2 separate regions of the Homo sapiens genome follow, and region 2 is linked to region 1. Evidence: read pairs that join two places in POLR2A ChIA-PET (ENCODE). Cell type or tissue: IMR-90. All regions are shown on one strand.

Region 1 (4,000 bases):
TGAGTCCGTCCACGTGACCAGTCTATAGCTCTACCCCAACAGTCAGGCAGCCCTAGCACTTGTGAAGGGTCTTGGAGAAGCGAACTTCTTTTCCCCCTAGTCCATCACTGCAGGCACATCTGGGACTTCTCCTATGGGAGCTTAGCATGGGTGCACCTATAGACAGCCTTTCTAGAAAACTTCAGGGTGACTGCATCACTCCAGGAAGGGCACCCTCCAGGTTCAGGCTTGCATAAGTGGTAGAGTTACAATCCCTCTCTACTTAGAACATCAACATTCCTGCAGATGAAAAGAGGTGCCTGCCTGATTTGAATAACTGAAACACTGGGTCAGGAGTGTGATTGGGAGGTGAAGGGCTTTCCTGCTTGCCTTGCAGTGGAGCTGAGGCAGCTCCCACTCTTCCCCCTGAAAAGACCTCAGTGCATTTCGCTGAGAGCTACCCCAGCCACCTCTGCCAAGGCTGAGACCTCTGCCCACCATTGGGTATTGCACTTACCTACCTGCTTTAGTCATGACCAGTTTCTACCCAGAGACACCTCCTCTACTGGCCTGAAGCCTGAACTATTCAACCCAATAAATAAAATACTGGAGGAAAAAATAAATGAATAAAAAAGTGCACACCATGGGGGAATGAGAAACCTCAAGAGACCTCTGCCATTCCAACCTCATAGGGGACACTGAACTTGCTCACACAACAAGCACATTGCTACCATAGCCAGCATCTGAGAAAGCCATCATACAGAGAGACTCTCTGTAACCAAGGAACAGAATCTTCATCCCTAAAGCACCAAGAGCCACATTAGGCTACAGTAAATTATAAACATTAAAGTCACATTGCTAATGGGGGGAAAAGAAATTTTAAAAAAGAGTAATATCAAAAATAAATTCAAGAATAATTACAAGAAATAGTCTACCCAAATGAGAAGAAACCAGAAAAATAATTCTGGCAATACAACAAAACAACATTCTATAACACCACCCCCTACCAAAAAATCACACGAGCTCTCCAGCAATGGATCTATACAAAGATAAACTCTTTAAATACCAGATAAAGAATTCAAAAAGTTGACTATTAAGCTACTCAAGGAGATACAAGAGAAAGGTGAAAACCAACATAAAGAAATTTTTAAAAATTCAGGATATGACTTAAAAAATTTCTAAATAGATATTTTAAAGAAAAACCAATTAGAACCCTTGGAAATGAAAGACACATTTGGGGAATTATAGAATGTAGTGGAAAGCTTAAAAATAGACTAGACCAAGTAGAAGAAAGAATTTCAGGCCAGGCACGGTGGTGGCTCATGCCTGCAATCCCAGCACTTTGGGAGACCGAGGCAGGTGGATCACAAGGTTAGGAGATTGAGACCATCCTGGATAACATGGTGAAACTCTGTCTCAACTAAAAATACAAAAAATTAGCCGGGTGTGGTGGTGTGTGCCTATAGTCCCAGCTACTTGGGAGGCTGAGGCAGGAGAATCGCTTGAACCCGGGAGGCGGAAGTTGCAGTGAGCCAAGATTGCACCACTACACTCCAGCCTGGGTGACAGAGTGAGACTCCATCTCAAAAAAAAAAAAAAAAAAAAAGGAAGAATTTCAGAGCTTCAAGATAAAGTTTCCGAATTAACCCAATCAGACAAAAATAAAGGAAAAAAAATCAAAAGAAATTATCAAAGTCTCTAAGAAATATGGCATTATGTAAAATGGCCAAACCTAAGAATAAGTGGTGTTCCTGAGGGAGAAGAGAAGGCAAAAAGTTTGAAAAACTTCTTTGAGAGAATAATTGAGAAAAACTTCCTTGGCCTTGCTAGAAATTTAGATATCTAAATACAAGAAGCTCAAAGAACTCCTGGGAGATCAATTGGAAAAAGGACATCACCAAGGCCTATAGTCATCAGGCTATCCAAAGTCAATGTGAAAGAAAGAATTCTAAGAGCAGTGAGAAAAAAGCCTCAGGTAACTTATAAAGGAAAAGCTATCAGACTAACAGCAGACTTCACAGTGGAAACATTACAAGCCAGAAGGGATCAGGGTCCTGTCTTTAGTCTCCTTGGAGAGAAAAAACTGTCACGCAAGCATTTTGTATCCAGCAAAACTAAGTTTCATAAATGAAGGAGAAATAAAGTATTTTCAGACAAGCAAATGCTGAGAGAAGTTGTCACTTAACCCAACCCACTCTACAAGAAAAGCTAAAAGGAGTTCTAACTCTTGAAACAAAAGATTGATATGCACCAGACTAGCACCTCCTAAAAGCGTAACAGTCACAGGGCCTATAAAACAATAACACAACAAAGGAAACAAAATATCTAGGTAACAATCAACTTGATGACTGGAATCATACCTCATATCTCAATATTAATGTTGAACACAAATGGCCTAAATGCACCACTTAAAAGACGGAGATTGGGCCAGGCATGGTGGCTCATGCCTGTAATCCCAGTACTTTGGGAGGAGGAGGTGGACGGATCACTTAAGTCCAGGAGTTTGAGACCAGCCTAGCCAACATGGCAAAATGCTGTCTCTACTAAAAAATACAAAAAATTAGCCAGGCACAGTGGTGCATGCCTGTGGGCCCAGCTACTCTGGAGGCTGAGGCATGAGAATTGCTTGAATCCAGGAGGCAGAGGTTGCAGTGAGCTGAGATTGTGCCACTGCACTCCAGCCTGAGCGACAGAGCAAGACTCTGCCAAAAAAAAAAAAAACAAAAAAAAAACAAAGCAAAACAAAACAAAACAATCACAGATTGACAGAACAGATGAAAAATCACAAATCAAATATCTCTTGTCTTTAAGTGACTCACCTAACACATAAGGATTCATAGAAACTCAGAGTAGAGGGATCGAAAAAGATATTCCATACAAATGGAAACCAAAAGTGAGCAGGAGTAGCTCTTTTGTTGTTGTTGTTGTTGTTGTTGTTTGTTTTTTGTAGACAGAGTCTTACTCTGTTGCCCAGACTGGGGTGCAGTGGCATGATCTTGGCTCACTGCAACCCTCTGCCTCCTGAGTTCAAGCAATCCTCCTGCCTCAGCCTCCTGAGTAGCTGGGACATCAGGCGCCCACCACCACGCTTGGCTAAGTTTTTTTGTATTTTTTAGTAGAGAAGGGGTTTTGCCATGTTGGTCAGCCTGGTCTCGAACTCCTGACCTCGTGATCTGCCCACCTCAGCCTCCCAAAGTGCTGGGATTACAGACGTGAGCCACCATGCCTGGCCGGATTTCTTAAATAACTCAAAGTTGATCTACCATTCGATCCAGCAATCCCACTACTGGGTATCTACTCAAAGGAAAAGAAGTGATTATGTCAAAAAGGTACCTTGAATGGTAATACAAAAAGGTATGTTTATTGCAGCACAGTTCACAATTGCAAAGACATGGAACCAACCAAAGTACCCGCTGACCAGTGAGTGGATAAAGAAAACGTGGTATATATACACCATGGAATACTACCCAGCCATAAAATAGAACAAGATAATGTCTTTGCATCAACTTGGATAGAGCTGGAGGCCATTGTTCTAAGTGAAGTAACTCAGGAATGGAAAACAAAATACCGTATGTTCTGACTTACAAGTGGGAGCTAAGTTGTGGATACACAAAGGCAAACAGATTGGTATAACAGGACTCTGGAGAGTCAGAAGGGGGAAGACGGGTGGGATAAGGGATAAAAAAAATTACATATTGGGTACAATGTATAATACTTGGGTGATAGGTACACAAAAATCTCAGACTCCACCACTATGTAATTTATCCCTATAACCAAAAACCATTTGTACCCCAAAAGCTATTGAAATAAAAATATTAAATAATAATAATAAAAGATTCTTGTGCATTTTTCTGGGATGTAGTTAAACTACTTGAAAACAGTTTGATCCTTTCGTGGCTTACTTTTAAGATTTGTTCATCAGTCTTAGGGTAGGGTTAATTATTCTTCACACTTAAGGCAAGACACTTTACCAAATGCTTTGTGAATTACAAGGTTTTTCAGTTTGGCAGGTGGGAGTGGG
Region 2 (4,000 bases), 310 kb before region 1:
GCCAGGCATGCTGGCATGTGCCTGTAATCCCAGCTACTAGGGAGGCTGAGGCAGGAGAATCGCTTGAACTCGGGAGGCGGAGGTTGCAGTGAACCAAGATTGTGCCACTGCACTCCAGCCTGGGCAATGGGGCAAGACTTTGTCTCAACAAACAAACAAACATAAAAGAGATGGAGTTTCACCATGTTGGCCAGGCTGGTCATGAACTCCTGGCCTCAAGTGATCCACCTGCCTCGGCCTCCCAAAGTGCTGGGATTACAGGTGTGAGCCACCGTGCCTGGCCTGCCTCCTTCTTCTGTTTTAAGGACTTTTTGGATTACACTGGGCTCACCCAGATAATCTAGGATACCTTCCTGTCGTAGGGTCCTTAATTGAATTGCATCTGAAAAGTCCCTTTTGCCATGTAAGGTAACATACAGATTCTAGGGATTGGTACATGGATATCTTCGGGGGCCTTTATTCTTCCTACTATTCCCTCTTTTTTGTCTTAGTCACTCTATTTCTATATCAAACCCGAGTCGTCATTACTGAAATGTACCAAGAAATGATAAATGAGGCATATTAAAGCTGGTATGGACTCTAAGTCCATACCTAAGTTAGTCAACAACTGAGTTGAATCATATCAGTTAATACTTATTGAGTATCTATATATGCTAATAACTGTGTAGTACAAGTGGTATAAAGTGTGTTCCTTTTCCTCAGGGATTTTACTACTTAGTTGATGAAAACAGATAAAATCTCATAGTCCAGGTGCCATGGCTCAGGCCTGTAATCCTAGCACATCAGGGGGCCAAGGTGGGAGGATCGCTTAAGCCCAGGAATTCAAGACCAGCCTGGGAAACAAAGTGGGATCCCATCTCTACAAAAAAATAAAAAATTAGCCAGGCATGGTGGCATGCAACTGTGGTCCCAGCTATACTGGAGGCTGAGGCAGGAGGATTGCATGAGCTCAGGACGTCGAGGCTGCAGTGAGCCGTGTTCAAGCCATTGCACTCCACCCTGGGGGACAGAGTGAGACCCTGTCTCAAAACAAAAACAAAAACAATAAAAAACTCATGAGGCAATTATCCGAAAAAAAAAATGGTATGCTGAACTATGAAGTGCTGACATGCAATATGGTCCCTTCAAAATAGATTATTGGAAGTTGTAGTAGTTGGGGGCACTCAATGAAGTCTTGCATCTCAGGTAGGACTTTGAAGTGGAGGGCAGGTCAGTTTAGGGGGAAATCCATGAGTTGGTTTTTGGAATGGGAATGAATGTATTGTTTGAAGAGAACACCGAGAAGACATTGGAAAATATAATTTATTTAGTTTCTTTTTTGAGATGGAGTCTCACTCTGTTTCCCGGGCTGGAGTGCAGTGGCACCATCTTGGCTCACTGCAACCTCTTGTCTTCTGAGTGCAGGCAATTCTTGTGCCTCAGCCTCCCTGGTAGCTGGTATTACAGGTGTCCACGACCACGCCTGGTTAAGTTTTGTATTTTTAGTAGAGATGGGGTTTTGCCATGTTGGCCAGGCTGGTCTCGAACTTCTGGCCTCAAGTCATCCGCCTGCCTCAGCCTCCCAAAGTGTCGGGATTACAGGCGTGAGCCACTTCATCTGGCCATAATGTATTTAGTTTCCTAATCAAAGAAATCAACAGTCTTCCCTAACTCAATTTTTCTCCCACGCATTTCACCACACCCACTTGATGGAGGCCTGATGAGTCTTATTTTCCATAGTGATGTCCCTCCTGTTCCTCCTCCCACACTCCTGATTTTTCCTGAGCTCAGTGAGGTCATGTTACTCTTGGCAGCATTATTATTGTTTTTTTCTTTTTCTCTTTTTTTTTTTTTTTCTGGGATAGAGTCTTGCTCTGTCACCCAGGCTGGAGTACAGTGGTGCGATTTTGGCTCACTGCAACCTCTGCCTCCTGGGTTCAAACAATTCTCCTGCCTCAGCCTCCTGAGTAGCTGGGATTACAGGCATCTGCCACCACCCCCAGCTAATTTTTGTATTTTTACTAGAGACAGTTTTTCGCCATGTTGGCCAGGCTGGTCTCGAACTCCTGGCCTCATGTGATCCACCCGCCTCAGCCTTCCAAAGTGCTGGGATTGTAGACATGAGCTGCTGGGCCCAGCCGTGCATTACTATTGTTTGGATAGTTATAGGTGTTACAGGCATATTTCCAAAGATTTGTAGGATTTTCTTTTCTTTATCCATATCAGCCTAGTGTTTATTGGTCATATTCAATTAGTTTTTAAATTCTAACCTTTACATTACTAGAAGAGTGTCATTATTCTGGTAAGGCAAACTGAAATTCCACTTCAAAATTAGCAGCTTTCACATTAGAAGACTTAAGATAATTATCGTAACTTCTATAAGCATGGAAATACTTTTAATTTTGCAGCTTCATCAGGATACCTTGACTTTCTCATTCCTGGCAAAAGATGACTTATTGAGTTTGAAAGCATATATAGATATGTGTTATCTTTGAACGTGTTATGGTTAATTATTTAAGTTGTATCTGGAGTGATTTTGCTTTAGTCTACATATGATGTATGAGCTGAGGATGAAAACTGATGAATTTAGTTTTATCTTTTCATTGAAAGTCAAATTCCTTAAAGTCTCATTTTTCATATAGCGAAAAAAGATTAAATGGGGAGAGTGCACTTGGAAATTTAAATTCTTTCATTCAACAAATTTTTTTTAGTGTCCCCTTTGTGCTCAAGTGCTGGAGATGTAAAAATGAACAAAATTCCATCTCCATCTTTGAGGTCCTCTTTAGGTAGCTGAAAGACAGACAAACTGGAAGTACCTAGAGGGAAGTGATTAACATGGGCTGTAAAGTCGGACTCTCTGGAAATGAATCCCAGCTCCTCTACATACTTGCTGTGTGACCTTGGCTACTTTACTAAACTTTTCTGTGCCTTGTTTTCCTTATTTGTAAAACAATAATACTCTATTTCAAGGACACATTTCTTCACATTAAAAAATCTCTAAAATAGGCCAGGTGTGGTGGCTCATGCCTATAATCCCAGCACTTTGGGAGGCCAAGGCAGGCAGATTGCCTGAGGTCAGGAGTTCGAGACCAGCTTGGCCAACATGGTGAAACCCTGTCTCTACTAAAAATACAAAAATTAGCTGGGCCTCGTGGCGGGTGCCTGTAATCCCAGCTACTTGGGGAAGCTGAGACAGGAGAATCACTTGAACCTGGGAGGCGGAGGTTGCAGTGAGCCGAGACCACACCATAACACTCCAGCCTGGGCAACAAGAAGGAAACTCCATCTCAAAAGAAAAAAAAAATCTCTAAAATAAAAATACATCTTATAGTACATGGCATGCTATGGTTAAATTGGCAGTTTAATTATAATATAAAATAATGATGCTTCTTGTAATCAATTGTGTCTTATCTTCCATGAAATACAGATTAAGTGAATTTTAATGACTGTAAAATACATCGAACAGTTCTGGATCATAGCAAGTACTCAATAAATGTTAGCTATTAATACTATAAATGATGGTGAGTGCTTTGATAGATATATACTCAGTTTTATAAGAAGAGCTATTCACTCAACTGAGTGGATCATGAAGGACTTCTAGAAAAGGTGGCATTTGAATTCATTCCTGAAGAAAAAGAATTTAGCTAGGAAGAAGTTTCTGGGTTTCTGGGCAGACGGCTGAACACGGGCACTGTTACAAAGGCAGAATCTGTCATATCATCTTAGGCACAGCAAGCAGTTCATTGTGACTGGATCAGGAGGTACATGCAGTGATATGGCAGAAGACCAGGCAAGTGATAGATGCAAGGCCAGAGGATGAAGAGCCTCTTCTGTGAGGCCATGGACTTCCCTTTATTTAGAAGGTCATAGGGAGCCATTGAAATATTAAAGTAGCCTTGATGAGGTGGCTCACACCTGTAATCCCAGCACTTTGGGAGGCCAAGGCGGGAGGATTGTTTGAGCCCAGGAGTTTGAGACCTCGTCTTTATTAAAAATAAAGATAAATTAAGTTTGGTGGTGC

Evidence for each region. Peaks named below come from ENCODE experiments on the same cell type or tissue, not always from the same donor. Only the 100,000 strongest peaks of a DNase experiment are listed, where the experiment ranks them.
Region 2: POLR2A ChIA-PET joins it to region 1 with 5 read pairs; 2 of 35 experiments call an interaction of 5 or more read pairs at or near these places.

The regions. Positions count from the first base shown.
Region 1 is chr6:139,344,516-139,348,515 of GRCh38, forward strand. No RefSeq gene overlaps it. Among named protein-coding and RNA genes, the nearest start is that of CITED2, 28 kb to the right of the region's middle. In IMR-90, no CTCF peak of the experiment used is centred here; no DNase peak of the experiment used is centred here.
Region 2 is chr6:139,035,958-139,039,957 of GRCh38, forward strand. The region is part of intron 2 of ABRACL (ABRA C-terminal like); the gene reads left to right. Among named protein-coding and RNA genes, the nearest start is that of ABRACL, 9.2 kb to the left of the region's middle. In IMR-90, no CTCF peak of the experiment used is centred here; a DNase peak (open chromatin) is centred at 1,734.